Linked DNA regions of Homo sapiens: region 1 is linked to region 2. Evidence: chromatin contacts called from ENCODE Hi-C or POLR2A ChIA-PET data. All regions are on one chromosome and are shown on one strand. Each heading gives the region's core, a stretch centred on a gene start or an enhancer-like site at or near the end of the contact. The rest is flanking DNA. Distances are from core to core; before and after follow the strand shown. Region 1 overlaps ADORA2B (adenosine A2b receptor). Region 2 has its middle 25 kb from the start of ADORA2B.

The links. A loop is a pair of places that touch in the nucleus more often than their neighbours do. ChIA-PET counts read pairs that join two places held with the same protein, here RNA polymerase II (POLR2A). Pooled maps may share reads with other maps.
Region 1: a map of PC-9 shows a loop between it and region 2 (6-fold over the local background). The contact joins two enhancer-like sites. A Hi-C loop is called at or near these places in 1 of 168 maps with a recorded cell type or tissue (PC-9) and 1 of 50 pooled maps. POLR2A ChIA-PET finds 5 or more read pairs at or near these places in 11 of 52 experiments (A549, AG04450, BJ and 8 more).

The regions. Positions count from the first base shown.
Region 1 is chr17:15,961,606-15,967,821 of GRCh38, forward strand. The region is part of intron 1 of ADORA2B (adenosine A2b receptor); the gene reads left to right. Among named protein-coding and RNA genes, the nearest start is that of ADORA2B, 20 kb to the left of the region's middle. RefSeq lists enhancers at 4,114-4,700, 4,701-5,286, 5,287-5,873, 5,874-6,216. Within about 2 kb of position 2,171, at least 6 of the 41 ENCODE cell types and tissues checked have a DNase peak (open chromatin) inside an H3K27ac peak, as active enhancers do; they include PC-3 and PC-9, where a contact is called at or near this core.
Region 2 is chr17:15,916,672-15,922,952 of GRCh38, forward strand. It overlaps a transcript of ADORA2B not described here. Among named protein-coding and RNA genes, the nearest start is that of ADORA2B, 25 kb to the right of the region's middle. Within about 2 kb of position 4,185, at least 5 of the 41 ENCODE cell types and tissues checked have a DNase peak (open chromatin) inside an H3K27ac peak, as active enhancers do; they include PC-3 and PC-9, where a contact is called at or near this core.

The DNA of each region.
Region 1 (6,216 bases), core at 921-3,420, 43 kb after region 2:
GAATACCACAGACTGCATAATTTATAATGAAAACAAATACATTCTCACAGTTACGAAGGCTGGGAAGTCTGATATTAAGGTGCCAGCATCTGGCGAGGGCCTTCTGGCTGCATCATCCCATGGCAGAAAGTGAGAGGGTAAGAGAGGTGAGAGAGTGAGCAAGCAAGAGAGGGCTGCACTTGCATTTATAACAGACCCACTCTCAAGATAACAGACCCACTCTTAAGATAAAAAACCCACTCCCATGATAGTGACATTAATTCATTCCTGAGGCCAGAGCCCTCATGACCTGATCGCCTCTTAAAGGTCACACCTCTCAGCACTGTTGCATTGCAGATTAAGTTTCTAACCCATGAACTTCGGGGGGCACATTCAAATCACAGCAACCACGGTGATTATAAAATGGTAATTTTCAGGCCGGGTGCAGTGGCTCATGGCTGTAATCCCAGCACTTTGGGAGGCCAAAGTGGGTGGATCACTTGAGGTCAGGAGTTCAAGACCATCCTGGCTAACATGGTGAAACCCCATCTCTACTAAAATTACAAAAATTAGCTGAGCATGTTGGTGGGCACCTGTAATCCCAGCTACTCGGAAGGCTGAGGCAGGAGAATTGCTTGAACCCGGGAGGCGGAGGTTGCAGTGAGCCAAGATCGCGCCACTGCACTCCATCCTGGGCAATAGAGCAAGACTGCGTCTCAAAACAAAACAAGACACAACAACACAAAACAAAACAAAACAAAACAAAATTGGTAATTTTCTTTTTTTTCCTCATTCCTTCCACATTTATCAGTTTGCATTCTTCTGTAAAGACAAGCTTTAGCTTCTCCTTGCCCTTCCTTATTTTATTAATGTCAGTATGGACTTACAGAATTTTATTTTCATTAAACGAGTTATAATCCATTCCTGTTATTTATTTATTTATTTTTATTTTTTCCATTTTTTTGAGACAGAATTACGCGCTTGTTGCCTGGGCTGGAGTGCAATGGCGCAATCTCAGCTCACCGCAACCTCTGCCTCCTAGGTTCAAGAGATTCTGTGGCCTCAGCCTCCTGAGTAGCTGGGATTACAGGCGCCTTGCCACCACGCATTTTTAGTAGAGACGGGGTTTCACCGTGTTGGCCAGGCTGGTCTCAAACTCCTGACCTCAGGCAATTCACCCGCCTTGGCCTCCCAAAGTGCTGGGATTACAGGCATGAGCCACCGCGCCCGGCCCCTGTTATTTATTTTGATGCCCAAATTCAGCCAGTGAGAGAGGGCCCTTACAAGGTCACTTCTGTTTGAGTGTTCCTATTGTTTTTGAGCACTTTCTTATATTTTGGCATAGAAAGGTATTCCAGGCTCACATTGTAGTTTCCAGTTTGAGTACTAGCCATTTTCCAAAGAGTCTTGGTTCCTTTTAGTGGAGAATTATATATAAAAACCAAGATTTGGGTAGATTTGCTCAGTGCTACTGGAGTATCCTTTTTTCTGGGCCCTAGCAATAAACAGAGGTAGGAGGTTTTTTTTAATAAAAAATAGTGAATTACAAGAACTCTTGCTTATAATACAATGCCATCTAATTAATGAAAAGGAATGATTGAGTTAAGCAAATCACCATTTCACGACTGTCATAGTAAGAACTGATTCAGGCAAGAATCATCAATAGGTGCTAAAACTTGTAGGTGAAAGTTTGATGAGGAGTAAGATACTTACAGTCCCCAAACACGTACCACAAGATACCTGCTAATTAAAATGGGAAAGTTATGATGGAGAAACCTGGCAGACACCACATCAACCAAGTGCCTTCTCATGTACCCCTCTTGCTGGTCGCTTGTGTTTATGGCGGCTGATGCTTTTGACAGTTAATGTCACATCTGAGGCAGTGCTCCGTAACCCCAGCCTTGGGAGGGCACTTTTTGGGGCAGAGGACAGAGTGTCCTGTTATCTTTTGGTCTGGTTCCAGGCAGGAGCCCTTTCTCTCAGGGACTGCTTATTTTATGGGAAGGAGATCAGAGTCTGGAGCCCAGTAGCTTTGGGCTGTCTCTGTGTCCCATGTGATCCATGAAAACAGCACATGAGAATCACCAGGCCCAAAGGGGAACTCTGGGAGACCTGGTCCTGGCCCCTAACCTCAGTCTCAACTGGTTGAATCACTGGTGGACCACCTTGGATTGCCTCTTCTTGCCATAGGAAGCTGGTTGGGAGTGCTGCCAACTTTCTTGACCGCAACCTGCATTGCTCATCTTTTGTTCTTAGGGGACTGTGAAGGACAAATGGCATCTCTCCCAGCCACCTTCACATAAGACAGTGGGCTCAGCTCAGGCCCAGCCAGGTCCATCACTGGAATTCAGACATGTCTGAACTTGCTGGAGTAGATGAGAACCCCACAGGAGCCAGAGCAGCCCGGGGCCAGGGCCTCCTGGGAAGACTCGGCCTGAAAGTAACCTTTGGTGACCACACCTTGCTATCCAGTGGGCAGGCAGATGCTGTCCTTTCCTCAGACTGGCCTGCAGGCTACAGCCGTGCCCATCTGCAGAGATAAGGTGGTTTGCCCTCAGGACGCAGATGGCAGAGAGGCCTGCTTCCCGTTCATATAAGTAAAATCTAATAGTATCTACTTTTTTTATTGTTGTTTTTGTGTAAGAATGGTTTTATTTGTTCCTTAAATGTTTGGCAGAATTAGTGAAATCATCTAGGCCTAAAGTTTTCTTTGTGGGAAGGTTTAAAATGATGAATTTTAGGCTGGGCGCTGTGACTCACACCTGTAATCCCAGCACTTTGGGAGGCCAAGATTGGCGGATCACCAGAGGTCAGGAGTTCGAGACCAGCCTGGCCAGCATGGTGAAACCCTGTCTCTACTAAAAATACAAAAAAATTAACCAGGTGTGGTGGCAGGCGCCTGTAATCCCAGCTACTCAGGAGGCTGAGGCAGGAGAATCGCTTGAACCTGGGAGGTGGAGGTTGCAGTGAGCCGAGATCATGACACTGCACCTTCATTCCAGTCTGGGCGACAAGAGCAAGACTCTGTCTCAAAAAAAAAAAAAAAAAGAAAAGATGAATTCTACTTTTTTAATTGTTATAGTGCTATTAAAATTTCTATTTATTTTTCTGTTCATAAATATTAAAAAAAAAACCTTTTATAGTTTGGTACCATAGGAAATCTGAAAAATAGATGAATATTAAAAAAAAAAATCTGGCCGGGCGCGGTGGCTCACGCCTGTAACCCCAGCACTTTGGGAGGCCAAGGTGGGCGAATCACGAGGTCAGGAGATCGAGACCATCCTGGCTAACACGGTGAAACCCCGTCTCTACTAAAAATACAAAAAATTAGCCCGTGTGGCAGCGGGTGCCTGTAGTCCCAGCTACTCAGGAGGCTGAGGCAGGAGAATGGCGTGAACCCGGGAGGCGGAGCTTGCAGTGAGCCGAGATCGTGCCACTGCGCTCCAGCCTGGGCGACGGAGCTAGACTCTGTCTCAAAAACAAACAAACAAAATTTCATAGTTTGATCCCATGGGAAATCTGAAAAAATGGGAGGCTGCTCAGAAGCTCGTCATAACAATATCCCCTCTTATATAGATAGCCTCTAGTGGTTTATAAGCTGAAGCTGAAACCATGTTCATGCACTTGATGTTGATGCCTTGCTTTATTTAGAACTCCCAAGTCCCAGGTGGGTGTTCAACATGTTTCTTTGATTAAGAAGGCAGGGTTCTGTTCCCTTCTTATAAACTCAGGCTTTCTCTCACCATTTGCTTGCCAGGCAGTGTTAGGTGTTTTGGATACAGCTGTGAGTCTGTTCCATGGAGGAGCTCATCCTTCAGTGGAAAGAGACAGAAAATGCAGTTGTGTGGTAGGTACACGGGAGAGGTGCTCTGGGTGGTCATGAGCTGCCCTGAGAGCTCAGGGGCAGATAAGCTGCTCTGCTTCCATGTGAACTTCTGTACTGTGAATTAATTCACGCGTGGCAGGTGGCCAGGGGAAGGATGTTGGTATAATGGAGACACTGCTTTGGTTCACCTGTGATTTTGCCTAGGCAAAGGAGGTGGAATAGTGGGAGGAGAATGACAGTGTTCAGCAGGAAAGGAAAAAGCCCTCTGACTGCTCTGCCGCAGGAGCCCCTGTGGGCTCCTGGGAACAAGAAAAAAACAGTGCCTGCAGCTGGCACTCCCGTAGAAAGCCACATCCTAGCCTGCTGGGGTCTTGGCCGTGGCAGGCTACGCTGCCTCCAGGCCCATCTTAGTAACAGCCCCCTGGCTCAGAACTCCTCTTTCATCTGCACTGTCTTGGCACCTGTCAGCCTTGCTCTAATTAAAGTTTGCCAGGCTTTCTATTTGACTTTTTTGGTGCAGTTTTAATATCCATGGTGGCAGCCTCTTGCCCCACTGAACTGCCTGCCTGGGTGTCCCAAAAGATTTTGTTAGTGCTCTAGTGACAATGTTTTGTAGGTTTGAGTGGTCTGCTCTAGCCCCATGTTTCACAGAAGTCCTGTTAATATGTGGAATAAGATAACATGAGGTTTTCTAAGAATGTATATATTGCTTTATAGCAGAAATGTATGTATTTCAGAGGAATTTAAAGCTTGTGAGCTAGATAGACTATAAACGGAAGAAACATCCCTAAAACAAACAGGAAACAATTTTAAGAAGCGGCAGTAGAACTCTGTGTGCATTTACTTAGCAATCTGCATTTCTAAAGTGCTTTGTACACATTCCGTCTATGTTAAAAGCCTCAGCAGCAGGTTGGAGGCGGGTTCTGGGGCTAGTGTTTCCGATGGGAAGCTCAGGCTCCATCCAGCCTGTGGCTGGACTGGCCAGGCTCAATGTCACTCCCCAGGTAGCTGCCCTTGATCTATACTAGGAGCACCTTGAGAGCTGGGAATTGATTTCTAAGCCTGGTTTGAGCTGAGGGCCACAGAGCCAGTGCAGGAGGAGACCCTGCCCCAGAAATAGGCCAGTGCTTGTTATGCAGGCCTTGGCGGTTCCCCGTTTCCTTACGTAACCTCAGTGTTCACGCTGTTTCCTTTTGTTGATTCCCTCCGTGTGACTGTTTTTCTGTCAATCTCCTTAGCTAATGAGCTCCTTATAAGGAGAATGGATGGATCAGAGCACAGCTCCGTACACAGTGGTGGGGCATAGCCATTTCCCAGAGTGTGGACTTTCCCAGAACTCCCCTGTTGTGTGGGCCTGCAAAGGCTGGGATTGTTTCTGCCTTGTTTGGAATAATAAAGCTGCCTGTGTTTCCTGTGTTCACTTTTCAGTCGCCTGTTATTCACTCTCCTACATTTGGGGCGGTTGTCCTGCTTCCCTGGCCTCACTGCAGTGCTCAGTGACCTCTGCAGCAGAGCAGTGACTGCCACGGGCTGGCGAACGGAAGGACGGAAGGACGTGGCCCATGCCCTTCAGGAATGTTTTGGGGAGATGGACAAACGCATGCAGACCTGAGGGTGTTCGGAGCACAGGGAGGGAGGCAGAGTCTGCAGCAAGGGGTGGGGCCGAGGAGGGAGACTGGCCTGGGGAGAGGACAGAGGCCCAGCAGGAAGTGGGAAAGGAGAGGGCGTGGCAGGTGGTTACCAGAGCCCTCCTGAGATGCCAGAGTCCCCAGGGGTTCGTTCCTTCCAGTGTCCTGCCCAGTGCAGGGACACCTGCTTGCCTTTTTTTTTTTTTTCGAGATGGAGTCTCGCTCTGTCACCCAGGCTGGAGTGCAGTGGTGCAATCTCACTCAGTTCACTGCAACCCCCGCCTCCTGGGTTCAAGTAATTCTCCTGCTTCAGCCTCATGAATAGCTGGGATCACAGGCATGCGCCAACACACTCGGCTAATTTTTGTATTTTTAGTGGAGACGGCTTCACCACGTTGGCCAGGCTGGTCTCGAACTCCTAACTTCAGGTGATCCACCCACCTCGGCCTCCCAAAGTGCTGGGATTACAGGCGTGAGCCACCGCGCCCAGCCAAAGGGACAGATTATTAAAGAAGATAAGAATGGGAGAAGGTGGAGGATGCAGGGGCCAGGGCACGTGGGGAAGGACACTTCCTCAGCTGTACTGTTGCACTCCAGCCTGGACGACAGAGTGAGATTCCGTCTCAAAAAAACAAAACAAAACAAAAAATGATATTACAAAGGACATAGACCAGGGTGAGGTGTGAGAAAGAGCGAGGCGTTTCCATGCCCTCCTTGGGTGCACCATCCTTCAGGAACCTCCATGTGTTTGGCTGTCCTGTAGCTCTCCGTACCTTTTCGTCG
Region 2 (6,281 bases), core at 2,935-5,434:
GGCCCAGGGAGTGGTGCCAGGCTGTCTGCCTGTGGATTTCATTTCTGCCTTTTAGTTTTTAATTCTTTCTTTGGAGGCAGAAATTGGGCATAAGACAGTATGAGGGGTGGTCTCCTCCCTTAGAAGGGGTTGTGGCACCAGTGAATTAGGTCATTGCCAGACCATTTTATAGACCAGGAAACTGAGGCACAGAAAGGCTCAATAATTTGCCTAAAGCAGCTCAGCTTGGAGAAGGCAAAGCAAGGATTTAAACCTAAGTGATCTGGCACCAAAGCCTGCACTCCTAGCCACTGCTCAATGCTCCACCATCGGCCACCTGTCCTGGAGAAGGAGGAGCACTTGCTGTGATCTCTTAATTGAAAAACAAGGCCGGGCACAGTGGCTTCCCAGCTCTTTGGGAGGACAACATGGGAGGATGGCTTGAGCAGGAGTTCAAGACCAGCCTGGGCAACAAAAACGAGACTGCATCTCCACAAAAAACTAAAAATGAGCTGGGCGTGGTGGCGCCTGTGGTCCCAGCTACTTGGGAGTCAGAGGCGGGAGAATCGCTTGAACCCGAGAGATAGAGGCTGCAGTGAGATCTGATTGTGCCACTGCATTCCCTCCTGGGCAACAGAGCCAGACCGTGCCTGCCACGGTACGCTGGTGTCCTCTTGAAGAGGGGGCTAGGCGGGGACAGCGGTACCCACGGAGTCTCGGAGTCTCGAGGGGCACGTTCCCTCAGGGCTCCCAAGGGGCGCCCACAAGGCGCCAGGCTGAGCCGGCGCAGCCAAATCTCCTCAGGGCTGCGGCCGCCCATCCTGGGACCGCGCCCCTGCACCATGTGGACGGTGCAGGCTGGGCTGGGGTCTGACGCCCGAGGACCCCTTCCCCCTGCCCAGCCCTGCCCCCGCAGGCACTGGAGGGCTCCCCTAGGCGGGGCTCCGGGCTAGGGAACAGGGATGCCCAGCAATCTCGCGCTCCCGGGGCCGGACTCCAGCGGCAGGGGCCTCCCCAGGCTGCGGCTCCGCGCCGGTGACGGGGGCTCTGCCGAAGGGCTCCTGCCCCTGCCTAGCCTGGCCCATGCTGGTCGCATCAGGGGCTCCATTCAACAGACGACCGCTCCGGGCCTGGCGCGGGCAGGGGCGCGCAGTCACCGCCTACTCGGCTCCTTGGCTTAGGCTCCCCAACCCCCTGCCACAGGAGGCCACCCCAAACTTCGCCTGTCCAGGCGAGTGCTCGGGCTCGGTCCCAGCCCCGCCTCCTGCCGCTGTCCCTCCCTCCCTCTCGAGCCTGCACTGGGCCCGGGCTGTCCTCCTCCGTATCCTTGTGGGTGATTGTACGTCCAGGTGGCCGTCGCGAGGCACCTTAGACTGGGCAGCTTAGAAACAACATTGCTATCTCGTGGTCCTGGGAGTCTGCGCTCGGGGTGGCAGCGTGGTCGGGCTCTGGAAAAGGCCTTCTTCCCGGTTGCCCAAGACCACCTTCTTGCTGTGTCCTCACTTGGACAGAGGGAGCTGCTCCTGGCCTCTTACAGGGGCAGGAATCCTTCCATCCTCATGACCTGGTCACCTCCCCAAGGCCCCAGCTCCTTATACCTTCACCTTGGTTCAGGTTTCAGCAGAGGAATTTGGAGAGGGGCACACAAACATTCAGTGCATTGCTGTGGGCTTATATCTTCTTTTGCGTCTTCTGGCCCCTTAAAAGTCGGAGTCTTAAACCTTTCCTCCGGTAGGGGCCTAGTTTGTAGGCTGAGTACAGTCACCACATACAACACAGGATGCCCAATTAAATTTGGATTTCAGATAAACAATGAATAATTTCTTTTTGTTTGTTTTTTTGAGACAGCCTTGCTCTGCCACTCAGGCTGGAGTGCAGTAGCTTGAGGTCGGCTCACTGCAACCTCCGCCTTCCGGATTCAAGCGATTCTCCTGCCTCAGCCTGTCGAGTAGCTGGGATTACAGGCGAGTGCCACCACGCCCGTTTGATTTTTGTATTTTTAGTAGATATGGGGTTTCACCATGTTGGCCAGGCTGGTCTCAAACTCCTGACCTCGTGATCTACCCGCCTCGGCCTCCCAAAGTGCTGGGATTCAGGTGTAAGCCACCGCGCCTGGCCAACAGTGAATAATTTCTTAGCGTAAGTACACCTCCTGCAATATTTGGGACAGACTCAGGAATTATTGGTTGTTTATCTGAATTTCAGATTTTGCTGGCAGCCGTGTAAGAGCCTTGGGACAGGCAGGTCACTCTGTGTGACAGGGGACAGCCAGAGGCCCAGGCAGGAGGAGCAAATAGTGAAGCCTGAGTGAACCACCCAGGCAGGTCCTGAGCCCCCACCACCAACATCCGGTTTATGGCTCTTCTCAGTCTCCAGGAGGAGGTTTATTTTCTCCTCTGCTTCCTGGGCAGCTGTCCAGTGCCCAGCCTGACTGCTGGCAGCCCTAAGCAGATACACTCCAGATGCAGTGTGACCTCCTCGTTGCCACCTCTTGGGGAAGGAAACTGTGATGGGCTCCCTGCCATCCTACAACCATGGCACCCACTGGAGGTGTCTTGTTCTAAAGCCCAGTGGCCTATTCCAGGCCCTGGTAGGAACCAATTTGGATTATTTGACCTGAATTTTCCAGCCAAAGCCTTCAGGAGGTGCCCATCCAATCCCACTGCAACCCGTTGAGTCATTCCTGCATCTGTCCTCTACCTGCCAGCTTCTACTCACCTTTCAGGACTACCTAAAGCAAGACTGCCTTAGAGAAACACCTCTCCATTCCCCCACCCCAATTAAACTGGGCTCCCTGAAAAAATGTGGCCTTAATTTTTCCTTCAGGGCCATCATCAGATGTTTAACTCTCCAGCTATGGGTGTCATTTTGGGGTGAATGTCTGTTTCCCACCCTCAACCAGGGACTACAAGCTGTGCCAGGGCAGGTACCTGTGTCTTTGGTCACCTAGTGTGTCCTGGCACCACCTCCTCAGCAGGAAATGGGTGCCTTGAAGCCCAGTGGTAGGCATGTTGCAAGGGTTGAGCCTCCTGAGGTCAGGAGACAGCCACCAGGTACAGCAGTGGATGTGCCCAGTGGGTGGGAAGGGAAGGGAAGGGAGGCCAGGTGGGATGCCAGGTGGGGGCAGAGGAGGCTCCAGTGGCCAGCTGGGTGTACAGGATGGAAAAGACCCACTTTCTCCAGCCACTTTTTATAAAAAATAAAAATAATTTTTTTAAAGAAAACCTTTGTTCATGAAGAAATTGGGTGAATGTGTCTAGACAAGATTGATTGTAATACAGACCCAAAGACAGTTTCAATTAGCGTCAGCGTGAAATCCTGTAAGCCAGAGTTTTAAACCTTTTCCCTAGACCAAAGTACCCCAGTGGCCCCCAGGGGGTCTCAGAACACAGTTTGAAGCTGTGTACTACAGTAATTTTTTTTTGAAATCTTTTATTTTGAAGCCTTATAAATGCTTCAGAGTTTTCAGAAACTCAAATACTGAATGTTCTCATTATAAATGGGAGCTAAATAATATGTACACATGGACATGCAGAGTGGAATAATAGACACGGGAGACACAGAAGGGTGCGAAGGCGGAAGGGAGAGTGAGGCATGAGAAGTTACTTAATGGGTGCAATGTACACTATTCAGGTGATGGCTATACCAAAAGCCCAGACTTCACCACTGTTCAGTATACCCATGGAACAAAACTGCAGTCGTATCCCCTAAATTTATACAAAATAAATAAAAGTTTCTGTTCCCCTTATGACATAGCAATGATTGTTTCATATAAAAGTGACTACTTTCAGGCCAGCCACAGTGGCTCACGCCTGTAATCCCAGCACTTTGGGAGGCTGAGGCGGGTAGATCACAAGGTCAAGAGATTGAGACCATCCTGGCCAACATGGTGAAACCCCGTCTCTACTAAAAATACAAAAATTAGCTGGGTGTGGTGGCACGTGCCATTAGTCCCAGCTATTCAGGAGGCTGAGGCAGGAGAATCACTTGAATCTGGGAGGTGGAGGTTGCAGTGAGCCAAGATCGTGCCACTGCACTCCAGCCTGGTGATAGAGGGAGACTCCGTCTCAAAAAAAAAAAAAAAAAAATGTTGACTTTCCCCACCACAAATTTTCACATAAAAATGACACGCCAGAAAGGTGCATCACAGCACCGCGCAGGTATTTGTGACAGGCCTCATCCCTTGGAGGCTGCGAGCCCAGCTGGAGAAGCACAGCAGGGGGCCAACGGGATGACTCACAGATTGCACAACTGTAGGCATCTGGGAGCTCCCTGCTGATGGTCTTCTCAGACTTTCAACAGGTCTTCTATAAAAATTCTCTCGCTCTGGAATTGTTTGTATATGGCAATGTGGGAAACCAATGTTTGAGTCCAAGAACATGTGCCAGGCTTCCGGCCTTCCGATCATTCCAGGATGAGTCAGTGAGCCAGTGGGGCACCCGTGTGAGTTTTATCATCCATCTCCCCAGGCCATGGAGGATTTCTCCCCTGCTTCAGACAGTCATAGACAATGGAAACCTGTTTCCAGAAAGCAGACAAGCTGAGCCTGGGGATTTGGCAAATCTCAATCAGAACTGGCTCCAAGCATCTTCTAGGTCTCACTTACAATTTAAAGCAACAGGCGGCTTTTACTCAACTGGAAGGTCTCAGCCTGTTCTTCTGCAGCAGCAGTGATGCTATGAGATCTCTGCTGCTAACAAAGCACCACTGCAAATGGCTTCTGGAGATATTATCCCTCTTGATGGTTGCTGTCATTATCTCCTTTGAAAGTGAAATTTACCTGACACAAAATCAGAAACTAGAAGATCCATTTTCTGTAATCGTGTAAATGTTGTTTTAAAGTGACAGTTGATGCTAAAATACATGTTCAGTACAGAAAATACCAAAGGCGCAAAGAAAATAAAAATGTCCTATCATCACACCAAAAATGGGTAATGAAAATTAACATATTTTTTGGTAGTTTTATCAGCACACGTCAGTATCAGTTAGAATTAGGTTAAGTGGCAAGGGATAGAGTCCTGAAAAACAGTGCTTTAAGGTAAGAAACTTCCTCCCTTCTCATTAAAAAAAGAAGTCCAGAGGTAAAACTTCCAAAGCTAGCATGCTGAATTCACAAAATTATTAGGGATCCAGGCACCTTTTAGCTCTCACATCCTTAAGGGAGTGGCATTTATCCTCATAAATGAAAATGGCTGCCAGAGTTCCAGTCATCACAACTATATCCCAGGAGACAGAATAAAGTTTATGTCTTCCTAGAAGACTCATGTGACACTTTCTGTTATATTTCATTAGTCCCATGGCTACACCTAGCTTCAAGGAAGGGTGGGAAATCTAGTCTGGGGTTCTGTTACAAAAAGGAAGGATGACTTGTGTAGGGAATTAGAAGTCTGTGACAGTTTATATACTTTTTCATCTTAAAGTTTAACTCTGAATAGATTCAAACATTTATTTTTACTTGACTCAAAAAATTATGAAAAAATATACAGTGAAAGACCGTGCCACTCAGTCTTCCCTTCCCTTCCCAGATGCGTACACACTGGTAACTACTGTTATCAGTATTTTGTGTACCCTTCCAGAGTTTCTTAGGCACATACAGGCAAATGTGAGTAGCATCATATCCTCTTATTTTTAACCCCAAAGTTAGCATGCTATGCATTTTATTCTGCACCTGGCTTTTTGTTTTTGTTTGGGTTTTTTTCTTTTCACTTAGGCAAATGTCTCCAAGACACATTGCTATCAATACATAGAAAGCATCCACATTCTTTTTTTCTGCTGCATGGTATTCTATTATATGGGTGTAGCATCAATTATCTAGTCCCCTATGATTAGGGTAGCCATAAAACCAACCATCCAGATTGGGACATTTTCAAGAGTGAACAGGGCTGTATTATTAATTATACTGGGGCAAAGGTGTAAACCAGGGCTGTCCCAAGCAAACTGGGATGTAGGGTCACCCCATAGATGATGAACATAGGGACTGTTTCCAGTCTTTTGCTCTTATGACAATGCTATCATTATTAATGTGCATATGTATATGTTCATGTGTGTAAGTTTCAAACATATACTTGCTGGGTCAAAGAGTTTATGCTTCTGACGGAACATGCCAAATTGCTCCTGTGGGAGCTGGATTAACTTGTTCTCCCATGAGCATCATAGGAGAGTGTCTCTTTAACCACAGCTTGGCCCACAGAGTGTGCTATCAGACATTTGGATTTTTGCTGGTCTAATAGGTGAGAAGTGGTGTCTGAATTTAGTTTTCATTTGCATTTTGTTATAAATGAGACTGAATATGTTTTAAAATT